Regions from separate parts of the Homo sapiens genome. Here region 2 is linked to region 1. Evidence: read pairs that join two places in POLR2A ChIA-PET (ENCODE). Cell type or tissue: OCI-LY7. All regions are shown on one strand. Region 1 overlaps CRISPLD2 (cysteine rich secretory protein LCCL domain containing 2). Region 2 holds the start of LOC105371378 (a long non-coding RNA gene).

Evidence for each region. Peaks named below come from ENCODE experiments on the same cell type or tissue, not always from the same donor. Only the 100,000 strongest peaks of a DNase experiment are listed, where the experiment ranks them.
Region 2: POLR2A ChIA-PET joins it to region 1 with 8 read pairs; 4 of 35 experiments call an interaction of 5 or more read pairs at or near these places.

What each region holds. Positions count from the first base shown.
Region 1 is chr16:84,870,723-84,875,722 of GRCh38, reverse strand. CRISPLD2 (cysteine rich secretory protein LCCL domain containing 2) reads right to left here. Exons shown (of 15, transcript NM_031476.4): 9 at 3,215-3,281; 10 at 2,601-2,731; 11 at 1,760-1,803. Among named protein-coding and RNA genes, the nearest start is that of CRISPLD2, 53 kb to the right of the region's middle. In OCI-LY7, no CTCF peak of the experiment used is centred here; DNase peaks (open chromatin) are centred at 1,482, 1,931, 2,332 and 2,532; H3K4me3 peaks cover 737 bases; H3K27ac peaks cover 2,654 bases.
Region 2 is chr16:84,784,550-84,789,549 of GRCh38, reverse strand. It overlaps LOC105371378 (a long non-coding RNA gene), which reads right to left and starts at 4,954. Exons shown (of 3, transcript XR_001752293.2): 1 at 4,235-4,954; 2 at 4,063-4,138. In OCI-LY7, a CTCF peak has its summit at 4,052 (motif pointing right); no DNase peak of the experiment used is centred here.

The sequences.
Region 1 (5,000 bases):
TAGCTGGACATGGTGGCGGGTGCCTGTAATCCCAGCTACTCAGGAGGCTAAGGCAGGAGAATCACTTGAACCCATGAGGAGGAGGTTGCAGTGAGCTGAAATTGCGCCACTGCACTCCAGGCTGGGCGACAGAGAGAGACTCCATCTCAAAAAATAACAAAATAAAAAATAAAATAAAAAAAGCAAGGGTGTCTAATCTTTTGGCTTCCCTAGGCCACACTGGAAAAAGAATTGTCTTGGGCTACAGATAAAATATACTAACACTAATGATAGCTGATGAGCTACAAAAAAAAAAAAAAAAAAAAAAAGTCCATGCATAAATCTCATGTTTCTCATGTTTACAAATTTGTGTTGGGCACATTCAGAGTCGTCCTGGGCTACATGCAGCCCATGGGCTGTGGGTTGGACAAGCTTGATTTAAAGGCACAGAAATATATTCCTGACACACACACACACACACACACATATGTATATATTTTTTTGAGACAGGGTCTTGCTCTGTCACCCAGGCTGGAGTGTAGTGGCATGAACATGACTCATTGCAGCCTCAAGTTTCCAGGCTCAAGCAACCCTCCCATCTCAGACTCCGAAGTAGCTGAGATACAGGTGTGTGCCACCCTGCCCAGCTAATTTTGTGTGTTTTTTGCAGAGACAGGGTCTTGCTGTGTTGCCAGGGCTGGTCTCAAACTCCTGGGCTCAAGCAATCCTCCCGCCTCAGTCTCCCAAAGTGCTGAGATTACAGGTGTCAGCTGCTGCATCAGCCAGACACATAATTATTTAAGAAAAAAATTAGGTTACCAAATTGTATGTAACTCCATTTCAAGTTTTAAAAGTCATCGATGTATATATTACCAATGTACATACTTTGAATATGTAGAGAAAACAAACTGGAATATTTGCCAAAGTGTTCACGATGGTTATCTCTGGCTGCTGGAATTTAGGTCATCACTACAAAAAAATGTTCCACTCCGTGTTTAAATTATCTGGAATAAACAGGCATTCTTTTTGCAATAAGAAAAAAAACTACTACATATTTTAATAAAGATATCTAACTAGAACTTTTGCATGAGGGCAAATGATAAGAGTTGCTGTCCCAAAACAAAGGCATGGTCTGCCGGCAGAGCTCCGGGGAGGAAGCTGGAATGGCTCCTACATCCTTGCTTGCCTGAGATTATTCTAGTCAAGGGCACAGTGTGGGCAGCTATGATCCATCCCTTCACTTCTGGTTGGAGTGTGCTCGCCCATCGTGCATCCCACCTTCCAAATGAACATACACTAAGCAATGTAAAAAGCTGGGCCAGAGATGGCAAGTAAGTGCCACACACTTCCCTTCACTTCCCTCTCTTGCTCATGGCAGACATTACTAATCTATCAAGCTCTGTTTTCCACTAAGCCCAGATGGAGGCCTCAGAATCCTTCTTAACACAACACTCCAGGTAGCCATTACCAATCGACAGAAAGTGGCACTCCCAGTGAAACCTCTCAGCCACTTTAGCCCCAGGCATCAGTATGTCTGTGACATTCAGCTGGCAACCTCAGCCCTGTGTTTCTGGTTCAGTGATCTCAGGCCAATTTCCAGTCCAGATATTCTTAGAAGCTGGTTAAAGAGATGACGTCTTGAAAAAGGCTTGACAATGATGAGAACCATAATGTTCACACGCATGATAAACATTAAATCAGCGACTAAAGGAAGTGAAATTTCCAGGAAAATCTGAGATAACCCAGGTATTATGGTCGCAAAAGAGACTGGCTAGCTTACCTTTCACTTTTGACACCATGAATGAGCTGGAAGGTTTGTATTTGCTGTTTAAAAAAAAAAAAAAAAAAAACGGGCATTAGGTAAATGCAAATAGAATTGCTTCTAAAAGTGAACGCTTGCTCCTATACTTATCTTATTTGCAGTCTCGACTTCACACTTTTCTACTTGTTTCCTATCAGCCTGAGAGCTCTTAGAATGTTCTAGACCAGGGCATCTTAACTTTTTTTGTACCAAGGACTCTTCTGGTAGCCTGGTGAGGCCTATAGATCCCTTCTAAGAATAATGGTTTTCAAATGTATAAGATAAATTTAATCTAACCACAGCTGCAAAATAAAGAAATTTTAAGAAGATAAATTTAAAACATTACAAAGAAGTTATTATTAATATCATGATCAAATTATAAAAACACATTTGCATTAGAGTTAGAGCTGTGGGTTTTTTTTTTGTTTTTTTTTTTGTTGTTGTTGTTTTCTTTTTTTTTTTTTTGAGACGGAGTTTTGCTGTGTTGGCCAGGCTGGAGTGCAGTGACACTATCTTAGCTCACTGCAACCTCTGCCTCGGCCTCAAGCGGTTCTTCTGCCGTAGCCTCCTGAGAGTAGCTGGGATTACAGGTGCCTGCCACCACGCCTGGCTAACTTTTGTATTTTTAGTAGAGACGGACTTTCACCATGTTGGTCAGGCTGGTCTTGAACTCCTGACCTCAGGTGATCCACCTGCCTCTGCCTCCCAAAGTGCAGGTGTGAGCCACCACGCCCGGCCTGTGTGGTATTTTTCAAAATTTCAACAACACCGTCATAAACAGGAAAACCGTTTCACAGAGCCCCGATCACAGAGTAGTTACCTGAGGGACTGCACGCCGTGTCTCTCAGACTTCACGAAGAAGGGGACCTTCCCGTTCCTGGTGATATCCACCAGGCCTCCCTTGTCATCCAGGATCCCGTAGTGGATGGCGGCGCGGCATATGCTAGACGACTGGCGGGAAGGGAAGAGAAGACCAGAGGCACATTCTCAACCTCTGTCAGCAAGTTTCACCAGAAATACCCAAACATTTGTCCTCAACTCACTAAAAGCCTGAAGGACAGGCCAAAGCTCACTCTGCTCCTGCCTCTCGCCTCTGTCTGTAACCACATATTTGTTCCTGGGGTTGCTTACCTTAAAAACTCATCTGAGTTGCTTTACAAACTAAGAAGAGTGACAAACATCCCTTTCTCCCTGCTCGGTCCAGTGTGTGAATGCTCAGTCTAAGACGGAGACTGGCCTTCAGGAGGATTGGTCCCCGAAAGTGGCTTTGCTAGTTTGTAAGCCCATAAATATACACCCGCCCCAGTTCTAGAAATGCCAGGTTTGACTAAGGAGTGGAAAGAAAATCTTTTCCTACTAAAGCCAACCACCTGCTTTAAACATATGCAACAGGATCCCACACAAGCCATTGAGAGGAGGACTGGCCACACTCACGCTTTCATAGAACAGAGTTCCAAAGATCTTCGCCTTGTGGTTCAGGCAGCCTGCTGGGCACTGGTACCTGACGAGGAAGAAATAAAATGATGTTCAGAGATAAGCACGTTGATTACATCTCACAATGAGTTTATCATTTTTTTCATCGATGGCTCTATTACTAAATATAGAAAAGCTTCATTCATGTGGATTCCATTGTTTTTGGACAAGTCAGACTTTACCCAGGCGCAGACTGATTCACGCAAGCACAATACAGTCGTCCCTCGGTATCCGTGGGGGATTGGTTCCAGAACTTCCCTAGGATACCAAAGTCTGCAGATGCTCGAGTCCCTTATGTAAAGTGTCCTAGTATTTGCGTATAACCTTTGCATCTTTTCCCATATGCTTTAAAACATCTCTAGATTACTTATAATACCTACCACAAGGTAAACGCTATGTAGATAGTTGTTACACTGTATTGTTTTTAAAATTTGTATCAGTTTTTTATTATTATACTGTAATACCACACACTTTTTAAGAAATATATTTTTGATCTGCAGTTGGTTGAATTTGAGGTTGGTTGAATCAGAGGCCGGTTGAATCCACAGAAATAGAAGGTCAACCATAGTCTTTTTTTTTTTTTTTTTTTTTTTTTTTTTCTCATTTGAAAAAAAACAAGGCCAGGCACAGTGGCTCACACCTGTAATCCCAGCACTTTGGGAGGCCAAGGCAGGTGGATCACCTGAGGTCAGGAGTTCAAGACCAGCCTGGCCAAGATGGCAAAAACCCATCTCTACTAAAAATATAAAAATTAGCCGCGTGTGGTGGCAGGCACCTGTAGTCCCAGCTACTTGGGAGGCTGAGGCAGGAAAGTCACTTGAACCCTGGAGGCAGAGGTTACAGTGAGCAAAGATCGTGCCACTGCACTCCAGCCTGGGCAACAGAGCAAGACTCAGTCTCAACAAACCAACAAACAAACAAACAAAACCCCAAGAAAGAGTCTGACTCCATCACGCAGGCTGGAGTGCAGCAGCGCAATCACAGCTCACTGTAGCCTCAACTTCCTGGGCTCAGGTGATCCTCCCACCTCAGTCTCCCAAGTAGCTGGGACTACAGGTGTGCACAACCACACCCAACTAATTTTGGGGGTTTTGCCATGTTGCCCAGGCTGGTTTCGAACTCCTGGGCTCAAGCAATCCACCCACCTTGACCTCCCAAGGTGCTGAGGTTACAGGCACAAGCCACCATGCCTGGCCTGCAAGGATTTTTTAATAGGGTAAAACTCAATGATGGTGTTGCTGTTCATGGAAGTGTAAATCACTCTAATGTTTAAGAAAATCTTTAAGAAAGACTTAAACATTCATATCCATTAGCTCTTCAGCTTCCCTTGTAAATATATATTCCAAGCAAAAAGTCAAGAAAGCCAGACCTGCAAGCATATCCCAACTATTTATTTATCATTTTTTAATTTTTGAGACAGAGTCTCATTCTGTCACCCAGGCCAGAGTGCACCAGTACACCTCGGCTCATTGCAGCCTCCACCTCCCAGGTTCAAGCGATTCTTGTGCCTCAGCCTCCCGAGTAGCTGGGACTATAGGCATATGCCACCATGTCCAGCTAATTTTTGTATTTCTAGTAGAGACAGGGTTTCGCCAGTTGCCCAGGCTGGTCTCAAACTCTTGGCCTTAAGTGATCCACCCGCCTCGGCCTCCCAAAGTGCTGGGATTACAGGCTTGAGCCACCGTACCTGGCCGCAACTGTTTATAATGGTGAAAAGCTGGAAATAAGCCAGCAGGTGGCAAAGCAA
Region 2 (5,000 bases), 86 kb after region 1:
ACACACGTCTAAATGTGTAAAAAGCCACTGAGGTGTACACGTGCGATTTGTGCACTTTGCCATACACACACACACACGCACACACACTCTCTCTCTATCACACACCAGATCCACAGCATTCCCCAGCAAAGCCATGGCTCATGGTTTTGTGTTCCATCACCTCCCGCGCCCCTCTCATTTAAATAGGACAGAACATCTGAGTCAATGCATCCCTTTTACTAAGTGAAATGAAAGAGTTTGGCTCGCGGGGATTCCAAGGCAAATCTGAACCATATGAACATGCAGACTCATGGTAGACACTTGGCTCTTGCACAGCTTCCTCCAGCCCGCCGCCGTCGCGGTGAGCGAGCACACGCAGGCAGCAGCAATGACGGGCGCCTGAGGCTTTATGGGCCCTGGCATCACTGCTGTCCAGAGCTCATCATTTCCGTGAAAAAGGTGCCGGGCCCAGCCCGTCCCTGTTGCTCCATCAGCCGCAAACCTGCCTCAGGATGTCAACAACTGGGCAGCGTCCAGAGACCCAGGGGCTCCTCTGCTCAGTGGGCCAGTGGGTCAGTCTCGAGGAGCTGACCGTGGTTTGTGCTTGCGTTCCATGCACGACCTGACTCAATCTAGTCCAGGGCAAAACTGGGCTGGAGTAACGCCCTGGCCAGACGCTGCAGAAGATGTTTTGCTGTGGCTGCCACTCCTTGGAGAAAAAGCAAATTTGGAAGCTTTGACCCAAGAGGTGGAATGGCTGCTTATTTATTCTCATTTTCTCTCTTTTTTTTTTTTTTTGAGATGGAGTCTCACTCTGTCGCCCAGGCTGGAGTGCAGTGGCGCAATCTCAGCTCACTGCAACCTCAGCCTCCCAGGTTCAAGAGATTTTCCTGCCTCAGCCACCAGAGTAGCTGGGATTACAGGCGTGTGCCACCACTCCTGGCTAATTTTTGTATTTTTCGTAGAGACGGGGGTTTCACCATGTTGGCCAGGCTGGTCTTGAACTCCTGACCTCAGATGATCCACCCGCCTCGGCCTCCCAAAGTGCTGGGATTACAGGCGTAATGAGGCTCAGCCTTATTTTCTTTCAGTGAATTTTATTTTCTCTTTGGCTCATATTAATATACTGTCACCATGAGAATTAACGAGACCAGAATGCTGAAACAGATTTGGCTTCAGGAGGAAAAGACTCCGAAGTCAAAGTCAAGGTGGGTTTGCTGTATAACCTTCAGGCACTGAAGACCTGAGCCATACAGCTTGTGAACGTCAGACGGGCTTTCAAGCCGCATAGAAGACATCTTCACATTTCCAAAATGAATTTCTAAAATGCAAACCATACCTCAACACCGAAACCTTCAGAATTCCAGGGTAAACTCTGCTTTAAATGTAAATTGCAGAAAAGAAATAGAGACCCACTCCCAGCAGAGATGACAGGGCTAGGGTTGAGGACGCTGATTTCAGGGGCTGGTAATGACCAAGAGCAGCCTAGCATCGTGGCCTGGCCATCGCCACAGGGCTGTCTCCCTGGAAAGATGAGGCCAAAACAAAGCCACCCCCACGCCCTCCACCTCCCTGCTCATTCCTTCTCACTCTCCCCTCTCTTCTCAGTTGCTTCTCCCCTCTACATTTTCCTTTTATTACTGTTTTTAACTTTTTTTTTTTTTTTTTTTTTAGTAGAGACAAAGTCTCATTATTTCACCCAGGCTGGGGTCAAACTCCTGGACTCAAATGATCCTCCTGCCTTGGGCTCCCAGAGTGTTGGGATTACAGGCATGAGCCGCCTGCCTAGCTCACATTTTCCTTCTCCTGACCTTCTCTTCCATTTCCTTTACCTGCTTAGCCTCACCCTTTCCATCCCCTAACTGGCCTCAATACAGAGTCAAAGCATACTTTCAGTTGTTTGCTGTATTTACCAAATGAAGTGTGTGTTTTCTTCTCAGTTATAAACGTGGGTGGGTTGAAGCTTTATCGTTCTATTCCTTTGCAAACAAATCTTAGGTTGCTGCAAATCTGAGGTTGGATGCCGGCTTTGAATGGTTCTTCTTGTGCACTAGTGACTGTGAGTATTTTTAAAAGTCCCATTGTAGATGGAAAGGAGGGGACTTCCAGGAAAGCAGAGGGAATGCACATGCAGCCAGCTCTGGAGGACGTGTCTGAGTAAAAGGAAGACAGCAGAGGGAAAGGCTTCCTAGCTCCTCTGGGATAACTGGCTCTGGAACAGTCTTCACCTGGTTGCCCAATATACCCTCGTGCTGTTTTTCGGTGGGAACTTAGGAGTGAATGTCTGTCTACCCTGGTGGTCCCTGACCAGACAGGACACACTCTCTCAGTGCTGAACTAGCACTGTCTGGCTTGATCAGAGTACCCAGAACAGCCAGGAGGGCTGGGATTCTAATGAGGGATAGGGCAGGCAGGGGCAGAGGTCCAGGTAGGCGCGTGACCAAGGTCCCGAAGGCTGGCTGCCCAGAATCGAGGCCCCAGCCCCAGGCCCTCCTGGGTGCTCCCTAAGGGCCTGCTCTGCCAGGGCTCCCTGGTGTGCTTCCTGCCCAGGAGGGCACAACCAGCGGGCAGCTATGGTCATCACTCATGTGCACCTGTGGGCGCACTGCTGAGGGTCCCTGTTCAGACCTCACTAGGCGTGGTGTCGCATCTGCCAGAGTGGACGCTGCGATGTCAGGCAGGTGGTACATTCACTGGGCACGGACTGCAGCCCCTCCTCCCCCAGGCATGGCAGGGGCCCTCTGAGGAGTGCCAGGGCCACCGTGACTGAGCATCAGCTGTGCTAATGGATCACACCTGCTACCTTGCTTACTCCTGCCCCTGGGCCTAGGTGACAGGGCCTAGGTGACAGTGCCACTCCCAGCCACTACCCAGAGGAGGCACCAGGCCACCTGTCCAAGGTCATGTGGCTGGTTCACAGCAGGTGAGGATGGAATGCAGGCACCCGACTATTTAATCACTGTGCTACTTTGCTCTTTTTTTTTTTTTTGCTTTAATGCTGCAAGCACTGAGGCGTCATGCACATCTTTTTCCTTCTGTTCCTCTGCAATATCCACTGGGCTCTGTCTGCCATTCCAGTTTACTCCTAAGCACCAGTGATGACCTCGTCAAGCAGGGTGGGCTGCAGGGAGATGACAGCGGGTATGAAAGGGTGTGAACACCCGCCTGCAGCACAGAGGAGGGGCCCCAAGCATAGGTGCTGGGCAGGTGCCAAGTCCCCAACTGCACAATGTAGACAGAAACTATGCATGGGCTTGGCAGAGGACCAAATGCCTGGCAAAAGCTCAGCAGCAGCCCTGGCCTGCAGAAAGCCCTGTGTGTTTGCTGTTAATCTCTCTCAAATGAAAGGTGCCAAACCTTTAGCCAGAGGAGGAAGTGTCCTGGAGGGGGGATGGAGGCAGGAAAGCTGGAGGGAGGTGCTGGTGGGGGGAGGCCCACAGGAACACCCTAAGGTAGCCACCGAGGGTGCTGCTGTGGGCTGCCGGTCCCCTGTAGCTCAACATCTGATATCCATGGACACACTCCAGGTCTCAGACCCTAGCCTTGGAAGCAGGCCCGGCTGCACCCTTCTTTCGGTCACAGCAGAGGACCCCACTGAAGACTGCACTCCGGCGCAGTGAGGTGCGGCCTCCCAGTGTGGCAGGGAGCATTTGTAGCCACAGGAAACAGGGACATCTTCCTAGAGAGTGAACTTTACTCATTGCAAAGCTAATATACTTTTTCAAAAATATGACAATTAATTTTTTTTTGAGACCAAGTGTCACTCGGTCGCCCAGGCTGGAGTGCAGTGGCGCAATCTCAGATCACTGCAACCTCTGCCTCCCGGGTTCAAGGGATTTTCCTGCCTCAGTCTCCCAAGTAGCTGGGACTACAGGTGCATGCCACCATGCCTGGCTAATTTTTGTATTTTTAGTAGAGATGGGGTTTCACCATGTTGGCCAGGCTGGTCTCCAACTCCCGAGTTCAGGCAGTCAGCCTGCCTCAGCCACCCAAAGTGTGGGGATCACAGGCATGAGCCACCACACAGCCAAAAATATGACACATTTTATGTCACTGTATTAGCCCTAAGGGGGCGCCGCTCACCTGCCAGGATGCCAAGGGTGCATATTTCAATGGAAAATTGAGGCACTGACTTCTCTCTGCAGAGCCCAGGAGTAAACTGTATGTGATAAAATAAGACAAGAATGTCAGGGTCTCTTGCCAGCCCCATGGGTATCAGAAGCTCTACTTTAAGCAGCAATAAATAAGTGGTTACCTGTGCAGAGAGGGACAGACAGGTCAGCTGCGCTGAGTCCCAGACCTGTGTCTTCTGATGGAAACAGGAGGAATGAGGCAGAGACGGGGTCCTCAGATCTGGAAGGCAATCAGCACCTTACAGGGAGGCTTTCAGTCTTTTAAAGCAGAGGAAGAATTTTTTTGTTAAATCAAATGGAGAATACCATCATACTCAGAAAATAGGCAAAAATAATTGCTTTCTTTGAAGGACACGTGGGAAGTCCAAGGTCAGGGTTATTAGACCCGACCCAAGAAAGCCAAGGCTATACCTCGAAAACCAGGGCACGTGGCCTGATCCCATGAACCAAAACACACTCCAGAGGGGTTGTTAAAAAAACAAAACCAAATAATAGGGGAAAAAGAAAGAAAAAAGACACAGAGTTAGATTTTGTCTAGTTCTCAAATGTGCCAACAACACAGGCACCCCTCAGAAAGTTCCTATCAGGGGACTTTTCAAATACACAAACACAACTGAGCAGTGTATTGGCTTGAAACAGGCAGCATAAATGAAGCTACTCTAATGTTTTCGTTATTAGAAAATCAAACAATAAACACTTTCCCCCAAAACAGAGCAAGAACTTAAACGGGAGTCTATGAGAAAATGAAAGGGATAAAAGTTTTTATAGGTCGTCCGCGGTGGCTCACACCTGTGATCCCAGCACTTTGGGAATTCGAGGTGGGTGGATCCCTTGAGGCCAGGTGTTCAAGACCATCCTGGCCAACATGGTGAAACCCTATCTCTACTA